2 separate regions of the Homo sapiens genome follow, and region 1 is linked to region 2. Evidence: read pairs that join two places in POLR2A ChIA-PET (ENCODE). Cell type or tissue: endothelial cell of umbilical vein. All regions are shown on one strand. Each heading gives the region's core, and the rest is flanking DNA. Links, peaks and the distances in the headings are about the cores only. Region 1 overlaps DMD (dystrophin). Region 2 overlaps DMD (dystrophin).

The links. ChIA-PET counts read pairs that join two places held together with the same protein. Peaks named below come from ENCODE experiments on the same cell type or tissue, not always from the same donor. Only the 100,000 strongest peaks of a DNase experiment are listed, where the experiment ranks them.
Region 1: POLR2A ChIA-PET joins it to region 2 with 6 read pairs; 2 of 35 experiments call an interaction of 5 or more read pairs at or near these places.

Annotation. Positions count from the first base shown.
Region 1 is chrX:31,331,168-31,335,571 of GRCh38, forward strand. The region is part of intron 61 of DMD (dystrophin); the gene reads right to left. Among named protein-coding and RNA genes, the nearest start is that of FTHL17, 260 kb to the left of the region's middle. In endothelial cell of umbilical vein, for the core only: no CTCF peak of the experiment used is centred there; a DNase peak (open chromatin) is centred at 2,394; H3K27ac peaks cover 944 bases.
Region 2 is chrX:31,572,927-31,577,330 of GRCh38, forward strand. All of the region lies in intron 55 of DMD (dystrophin), which reads right to left. Among named protein-coding and RNA genes, the nearest start is that of FTHL17, 500 kb to the left of the region's middle. In endothelial cell of umbilical vein, for the core only: no CTCF peak of the experiment used is centred there; no DNase peak of the experiment used is centred there.

The DNA.
Region 1 (4,404 bases), core at 317-4,316, 240 kb before region 2:
AAATATTATATGAGCTGTCAGACAGATAATGCTGAGCTCTGAGACCATTGCACATGGTGAACAGAATACCACACCATGGGATTTGTCAGTAGATTGCCAAGTCATTTAGAGTATCAGGCTCACATTTGATCTGGGAAGTCAAGAGTTCATACTAAAATTCTTGGCAAGGTGACTGAGTTGCAGAGATAAAACTATATCTAATATCCAGTGCTGATGGCTGCACAGTCACACAAAGTCTAATAGCCAAAGTTGGGCGGCATTACTCATGAAAAAAAAAAAGAAAAAAAAGCTGCTTCTAACCGACTTATAGAAAACTTCAAAAACATCACGGTGATTATTAGAAGAGTAAGAAAGCAATCAAGCTTCCTAAGGTCAGATATAGGAAGATAGATACCTACATAAATAGAGCCATGAATAATTTATGCTCAAGGAATTTTCGAGTAAATTCGAACATAATTGGCTGACTGCATTACCAGGGAACTTTCCTCCAGGTAATGGTGGTTACAGTCTTTGGGCCATCTGGGTTAAGTCAGGTTACTAACAAGTCAATGCAATATCGCCAGGTGCCTTTACTGTCTCTGCAGATGTACTTTTAAAAGACGACAGGCAGTCCACACCATTTGCTGAACGCTCTCTGTGTGAAAGGTATTGTATTAGGCACCAGGGAAATTTCAAGGAAAGTAAAATTTGAAACCTGAGACAGTAGGGAGCAACTCAGATATTAAAAACCAAATGATCATAGATGGGATGTACATCCATTAGAAAGCGAGAAGAGTGAGAAAGAACTAGCAATTAACGCAAAAAGAGTATAGGAGAGATTGAATTTGGGGCCCATTTTTCACTCAGTTGTGAAAGAACTAAACATGTATACCTTAGCCATGGCCTCATGGTGAGCGCAGTGTGCTTCCTAGCTCCTTGACCTTGGCTTGCTTGACCATGTGACTTGCTTTAGCAGATATGATGTGAACAGAGGCTTGTCACACTGGCAATCTGCCATGAGAACATGCCCCAGGTTGCTTCTGATCCTTTAGTCTGGGGCTCACAACCCAACACATTTAGAAACCATCTAAACTGAACTCACAGCCTAGAGGCGAACCCAGGCATGCTTCAGTATGAAGTAGAGCTTTCCAGTCAAGTTTTATCCAGATCACCCGAATTACAGTTGACCTGTAGACCCATAAGCATGAGAACAGAAGCTTTATATTCTTGTATAGTAGTTATATTGTGGCATTATTGTGGATACAGCTGACAGAGAGAGGAGTAGAGAGAGAAGGGGAGAGGGGAAACAGTATCATAAAGATTAAAGAATAAAAAATATCCTCCAGCCAAAGTCTCTCCCATTTGTTACTAGCCACTGCCTCTACTAACATGCAAAGATTAATGGGGATTATCATCCTCTTTGGTCTGTGCAGTTGAGACGTGTGGGTTGCTATTCACTGGTGTCTGGAACCCCTTTTCTAAGGCTGATAATCCATAATAGTTACAAGTATGAACTTGAATATGTTAGTAAATTGTTCTAGTCTCAGTTTTCTCTTCTGTGAAATGGAGACAATAACAGTCCTTATTTTAAAGGTTGGTGTGAGGATTAAACGGGTTAATCTATGCAAAATGCTTCCTCTGTGTTAAGAGCACAGAGCGCTCGATACTTTTTAAAAATTCCAACTCCTACGTTTATAATTATTTTCATCATTAATGTAGCTAGTTATCAGGATATTTATCTCATTCACGAACTTACTGCCAATGTGAGGAATCCCAGGGTAACCAGGAAAGTGACAGAGACTTTCCATGGTTCTAGAGTTAAACTGACTGTTAACCACCAAAGCATGGGACCAGGGAACTAGTTAAGGAAATAATCTTTCTTCCTCTTTTTCTAGCCATTTTCTGACTCTTTAAAAAATGTTACGCGGTTCTCAGAGTAATAAAACATGAACGGAGACAAATCTTCCTCTTGGCATTCTGATGCTGATGTTTACTATGAAAATCAACTGTGTTTTATCATTATATACTATATTAGTATTGCTTCAGAATTCAAAATAAATAGCTAAATATTTTTAGAAATAAATAAAACATTCTTGTTTAATTTCAATTGTTGGTTCTGATTTTTAAACTAAATTTTTACATAACCAAGCTTACTATTTTTTTTCCTATTTAAATTGGTGTGGGTGATTCATGTTAATGGAATTCTCTGACCTGAAGTTATGTGCTGTCTTGTTTAAGACATAAGCCTTGCTGCCCCCGCCTTTTTTTTTTTTTTTTTTTTTTTTTTGCCTGAAGATAACAAGGTTGTCATGAGCTTTTGTGTTGGGTTCCAGGAATAACTGAAGATGCAGTTCAAAACTGAATCTTCCTCTAATAGATGTATCTGCTCCAGATCTCCTGGACCAAGTCTTTTGAATTACTTTCTTTCCCTTGATAGCTGGTCTAGGTCGAATTCTATAACATGAACTCCTTCACTTTTCACCTCCTGAGAATAAATCCCTTCTGTCCCTAACTCACACCATAAATGAGCTCATTTCATTCCATTCCTCTTCGATTTTTTTTTTCCACAGACATTTCCTGCTCAGACTTTTTCTTTCCCTATCAAATTGCCCTCATGTTGACTAATCCTTCAATTATTCTCTCTCGTCTGCCTATTTCTATCTCATTAAAACATTAGTGCTCTCTAAAACCTATATTTATATTCATTATACATACGTAAGAAATCCCTTTTCTGAACAGAAGGGCGGTAAGGAGACTACACACGAAACTGGAAAGGGAGATATTCATCTTTTTTTTTTTTTTTGGATACAGAGTCTTGCTCCGTCACCCAGGCTGGAGCGCAATGGCGCGATCTCGGCTCACTGCAACCTCCGCCTCCTGGGTTCAAGCAATTCTCCTGCCTCAGCCTCCCAAGTAGCTGGGATTACAGGTGCCTGTCACCATGCCCAGCTAACTTTTGTATTTTTCAGTAGAGACGGGGTTTCACCATGTTGGTCAGGCTGGTCTTGAACTCCTGACCTCAGGTGATCCACCCACCTTGGCCTCCCAAAGTGCTGGGATCACAGGCGTGAGCCACCGCGCCCGGCCCGAGATATTCATCTTATCAGAATGGCTAAGTAGAAGGGAGAAACTGATTTTTCATCACTGAATGCATCTTGTGACTCTTGCTAGGTGAGATCAGGGACCAAGCAATTATAAACATTCTTTGCTAAGTTCCTATCAAAAGGAATACCCTCTACTTTGGATTTGCATGTAGCCTCAGGGACAATATGCGTTAATACTCAACTAGATAGAACATCTCCTTTCTCTCACTGTGGAATGGATTCCTCCCTTCCATTCTACTCCCATTGCACCCACTATTTACTACCACTGTAGGAGGTCATTTTTTATAGGTCTGTCTTTTGTGATTGGTATTTAAATGTCCCAAGGCAATAATTCTCTTTTTATCTTCATATTTCAGGTGACTCGTTTTTGTTAATAAATATAGGAATGAATGAATGAATACTACAGGCACAGTAAGTAACAATGCTACAGGCACCATGTCACTTCTTAGCTCAGAATTCTATGACTTCCCTTCTCACAAAGCATATATGCCAAAGGCTTTTAACGATAGCCAACCATAGTTGATAAGACCCTTCCTCGTCTGGCCCTTGGTCACTCACTGACCTCCTATCATTCACCATCTTTCTTCCTTGGCTTCAGTCATACTGGCTTCCTTGCTATTAATATTTCTCAAACCCTCTAAGCATGCTCCATCTTGGATCCTTTACTTTTACTGTTTCCTCCACCTGGAACACTTTGTCCCCCAATATCTGACTGGTGTACTTCCTCACATCTCTACTGAAATGTCACCATTCCTGACCACTCCACTAAAAGGGTCCCCTTCTCCCATCCTCTAGCCCCTTTAGCCTGCTTTATTCTTTGTTTTTAAATCAAACTTATCATGACCTGATTGTCCATCTTCTCTTGTTAAAATGTAAGCTCCACAATAAATAAACTTTGTTTTATTTACTGCCGTTTCCCCAGTTCCTAGATCAGAGTTTGATTTACATTGGTCATTCAACAGACATTTGTTGAGTAACAAAGTGAATCAATTCTTAACTGACTGAAGATAAAGTGAAGTTCATTAACTCTTTCTGGACATTAGACTAAGCACCAGGCTAAGTTCTTTCATTTTATTAGACTGGGAACAATCTTTTAAGTGCCCAGTTATTCATTCAATCAAGGCATATCCTGCATCTAATATGCAAGATGTTGTGTTAGATGCAAAATTATTTTTAATAAAAAAGTAATGCAGGCCCTATGCCCTTAAAGTGCTCACACTCCAACATATTTCCTTTCAAGATCTATGTTACTGACCATCTTACGTTCTAACTCTTGCCTGTCATGGGCATGTATGCTGCTGAGCTTAAGGTTTAAGGTAAG
Region 2 (4,404 bases), core at 99-4,098:
GATTTTTTTCTCTTTGTGGTAAATATCATTTTAATTCCCCTATTCTCATTTTAGTGAAGGTTAAAGAGACATCATTTTTAACCAGAACTCCCTATAAGTGATCTATGGAAAGAAAAAATTAGCAAGAAAAAGACATTTGACTAGTTGCATGAGTCAAGGGTTAAGTAAAGGAGAGGATGAAATTTGTGATAATTTAAATTTAGCTAGTGGGAGGTTGCAAACAAAGACTCCTCTCTCTGTAAGCTAGAATTCTTTATAGCCTTAAATTTCCCAGGTCTAGTTTAGTATTTATATTTATTTTCCTCACTACTTTTTTACTGCAAAATATTCGGAAACCATTTGTAACTTTAAGTCACACAATTCTAATTTAATGATTAGGTTAAAGCAACAAAATTTCCTACTAATTTTGTAGCTCTATAACACTCAGATATTGGCAATCCTATATGGCTCAAACTAATACTTTAACATATTGTTTATGGACATACTAGAAATTGTACTGTGTATGCTAACTTCTACACTGGGATCTAGATTTTGTACCTCTGGATCTTTTCTAAGCTGAATAAATATGTTCATACAAGGTTGTACTCTGGTTAACATTCTGTTTATCAAAAGACATGATAATCATGTATATGAAACATGAGAAAATTTGAATCAGTTAAACTGAAAGATCTACTTAGAAAAACATCTACTTCTTCTCCGAGTCACATTCTTGTGAATTCTGGCTTTTTAAAATTATTTTTGAAATTTTAGTAAGATTACATAAAACAGCGCCATGTAAACTATAAAGGATCATATACAAATGAAGCACATTACTATTAGTAATTATAATGCACCACCAGAAATAAGAGATAGAAGGCCCTTTAACCTATTTTGACTATGAGACAGGAGGATAGAACCAATTCCCCCAACAGCCAGGGTTCAGTATTATTAATAATGATAATAAAATGAATCTACTAACAACATACCAAGCCTTCACAATATGCAGGGCACCGTACTAAGTGCTTTATATAAGTTTTCTCATTTAATCTTCACAATATTAATCTCTACTCCTATTCCTCTATTTAGAAACCAGACCTGGAGTGATTGAGAAACTTGAAGGAAAATCACACAGTTTGAAAGTGACATAGCTAGTGTTCAGAAACAGAGTCTACACTTTCATTACTATCCTCCACTGCAGGATAATTCCAGTGCAAAGGATGATCTGTTTGTTTTTTTTTTTGTTTTTTTTTTTTTTTGAGGCAGAGTCTGGCTCTGTTGCCCGGGCTGGAGTGCAGTGACTCGATCTCGGCTCACCGCAAGCTCCACCTCCCGGATTCATGCCATCCTCCTGCCTCAGCCTCCTGAGTAGCTGGGACCACAGGCGCCCACCACAACACCCGGCTGATTTTTTGTATTTTCAGTAGAGATGGGGTTTCACCATGTTAGCCAGGATGGTCTCGATCTCCTGACCTCGTGATCCGCCTGCCTCGGCCTCCCAAAGTGCTGGGATTACAGGTGTGAGCCACTGTGCCCGGCTGCAAAGGATTATCTTTAAGTTAAACATAGAAATAAGGATGTAAAATGGAATTTAGAATTCTGAAGTCTATCAACAAGGAAACTAGTGCTATGAAAAGCTAGGTAATTTGTCCACAAATACCCAGTGCTACCTGCGGACAGAGCTAGAAAAGTGCCCATATGGTCATTTACTTCACCACCAAAGTGAAATGCACCAAACCAAGGGGAAATGACTTCTCTGGGAGTTTAACAACTCTACTTTTTTTTCCCTCATTTAATTATAACATGGTCTGTTAACTTGCAACCCTCTATTTGATGTCTCTTCTTTTTTCAGTCTTTAGCAAATTCCACATCGTATTTGGCCAAATCAGACATAAAATTAACATCAATTCATTCTCAAGAGACAAAATAAAACTACGATTTTCTAATCGTAGTTACTTTTCTCCTAATCTTTTGCAAATGTCACCTTCTCTATGAAAATGCTATGTTCAAATGACCTGTGTAATATTTCATGGCTCTAATGCAATCACAAAATATATATTCGGTATCAAGATATATAAGATACATGTTAATAAGTCCCTCTAAAGTTGTCAAATTTACACTATCAGAATGAAAGATTCCTGAGGGCTAAATAAATTTTGTCTCTACCTTTCCTCCTCTTTTACAATGCCTGGTCTTGTTGTATAAACACGGTGTTTCAGTATCTTCTTGATGATAATGAGGTGGATTTGGCCAATCTAGCTATTTAAAAAGTCTGCTCTGTTCTTTTAACTTAGTTTTGTAGATGTATAACAAAACTAGTTATGGAAATTCTCTGAGATTTAGATAAATCATTTTTTCACATAAAATTGGTGCTACAGAAATAATATGTGGACTATAAGCTTTCACTATTATTGAACATTTGGCCATATCTATGAACTATTGAGACAGTTGAAAAAAAAGCCACAGCTGGAACTATATCGAGCTCAACTCTGCAACTTAATTGTGAAATAAATACAATAATAATAATTGTAACAGCAGGACCTAAATCATGCTGGTGTAACTGCTGGGTTTGTCCTCAGATATTAACTCTAAAGGTTATATTCATTGTGGTGCCACCTGTTTGGAAAGAAGGGCACATCAGGATTTTGAGTACATATTTTAGAGTTTTCCTTTGGTACTGTACCATATAATATGGAACACTAAAATCACAATAAAATGTGTCTGCTTTGTGTGAAGGTAAGTAAGTGCCAAGCTTATTGTAAGGCATTTCAAATCTTGGACACAACGCCTTTTATATTTCAACTAATATACTGGGCTGTTGGGCTGTGCTCATTTTTATAATTACAGTAGTTTCCTACATAAACAGTTTTAAATGGACCCACTGCAACATGCCAAGAAATAATTAGCTCCTATCATTTAATCTTATATATTTATATGTATCATAGCATATGTTGGCACATAACATTCACTTACTAATTCAAGCATCATCAAGTAAGTCTAGATCAGAAATATATTTAGCAGTTCCACCTCTACATACTCTTTCAGACTGAGCTAATTAGCCACTAGTTACAGAGAAAAAGATAATACTTTCTAAAATATATATTTAGATATTTTCTAAAATAACTTTACTTTGAAATGGTTTAAGACCACAAAACTTGCAAATATAGTACAGAGACTTCTCACGCACCTTTTACCCAGCTTCTCCCAATGATAGCATTTTAAATACCCATAGTACATTATCATCAAAGCTAGGAAACTGACATTGGCACAATACTATTAACTCAAATACAGACCTCATTTATATTTCACCAGTTCTTACATACATCCTTCTAAATAAATATTTATTTTAATCTGGCTTAAATCCTAAGTCTTATGGTAGGCAAGTATGTTTTATAGCGGTTTTAATATCATTCAAAATTTTCTAAATAATGTTCAGTGTAGTAAAATTATAAGAATGATATTCTGATCACTTAATTCAAAACTCTTTGCTTTCTGCTATGGGACTGTTGCCACAGAAAATTTCAAAAATTACTTTTTTTTTTTTTTAAAGACAGAAAGCATCTTGAATGAGAGGGCCTGACTTTGTATCCCTGTTAATATGTACGTTCTCAATTACTCCATAGAAACCATATATGAAAAGTTTAGTTCTGCTTCTTTGCTCCCAAGTCTCATTTCTTACTAGCATTTTTCTTAACATCTGGTTCAATGTTCACAGCAGATCAGCTTTCAAATACTTTTTTTTAAAACCCAGAAATTAGTCAATTTTACATTTACAATTATAGGTCCTTTAGGATATTCTAACAAGTAAAAATCCTAAAGGCAAAATGTATGTTTTCAAGTAAAAATATATGAGGTTGTTTTTTTTTGACAGAGTCTCACTCTGTCACCCAGGCTGGAGTGCAGTGGTGCAATCTTGGCTCACTGCAAGCTCTGCCTCCTGAGTAGTGGGACTACAGGCGCCCACCACCACGCCCGGCTAATTTTTTGTGTTTTTAGTAGAGACAGGGTTTCACCGTGTTAGCCAGGATGGTGTCGATCTCCTGACCTCGTGATCCGCCCGCCTCGGCCTCCCAAAGTGCTGGGATTACAGGCGTGAGCCACCGCGCCCGGCCGATGAGTTATTATATATAGTGCTTCATATTATCCATCACTGTTCCTATGCTAGAAGTCACTCACAAAAGCTAAAGAGTTGGCATAGCTATTTAGCAAATATAAACAAATATCTGCTTCCTAAATATTTTAAAGGGTTAGTCATTATTAATTTTTACAAAATGTATTGCAATCACATTAATCGCAACCATATAATATCTTTGTAATGTGGATATAAGTTATTCAATAGGCATTCGTTGTGATATTACTTTAATTAATACTTGTTTTTTGTAAAGTATTACCCGCCTTTTGATGGCATGTCCTTAATGACTACCCCTC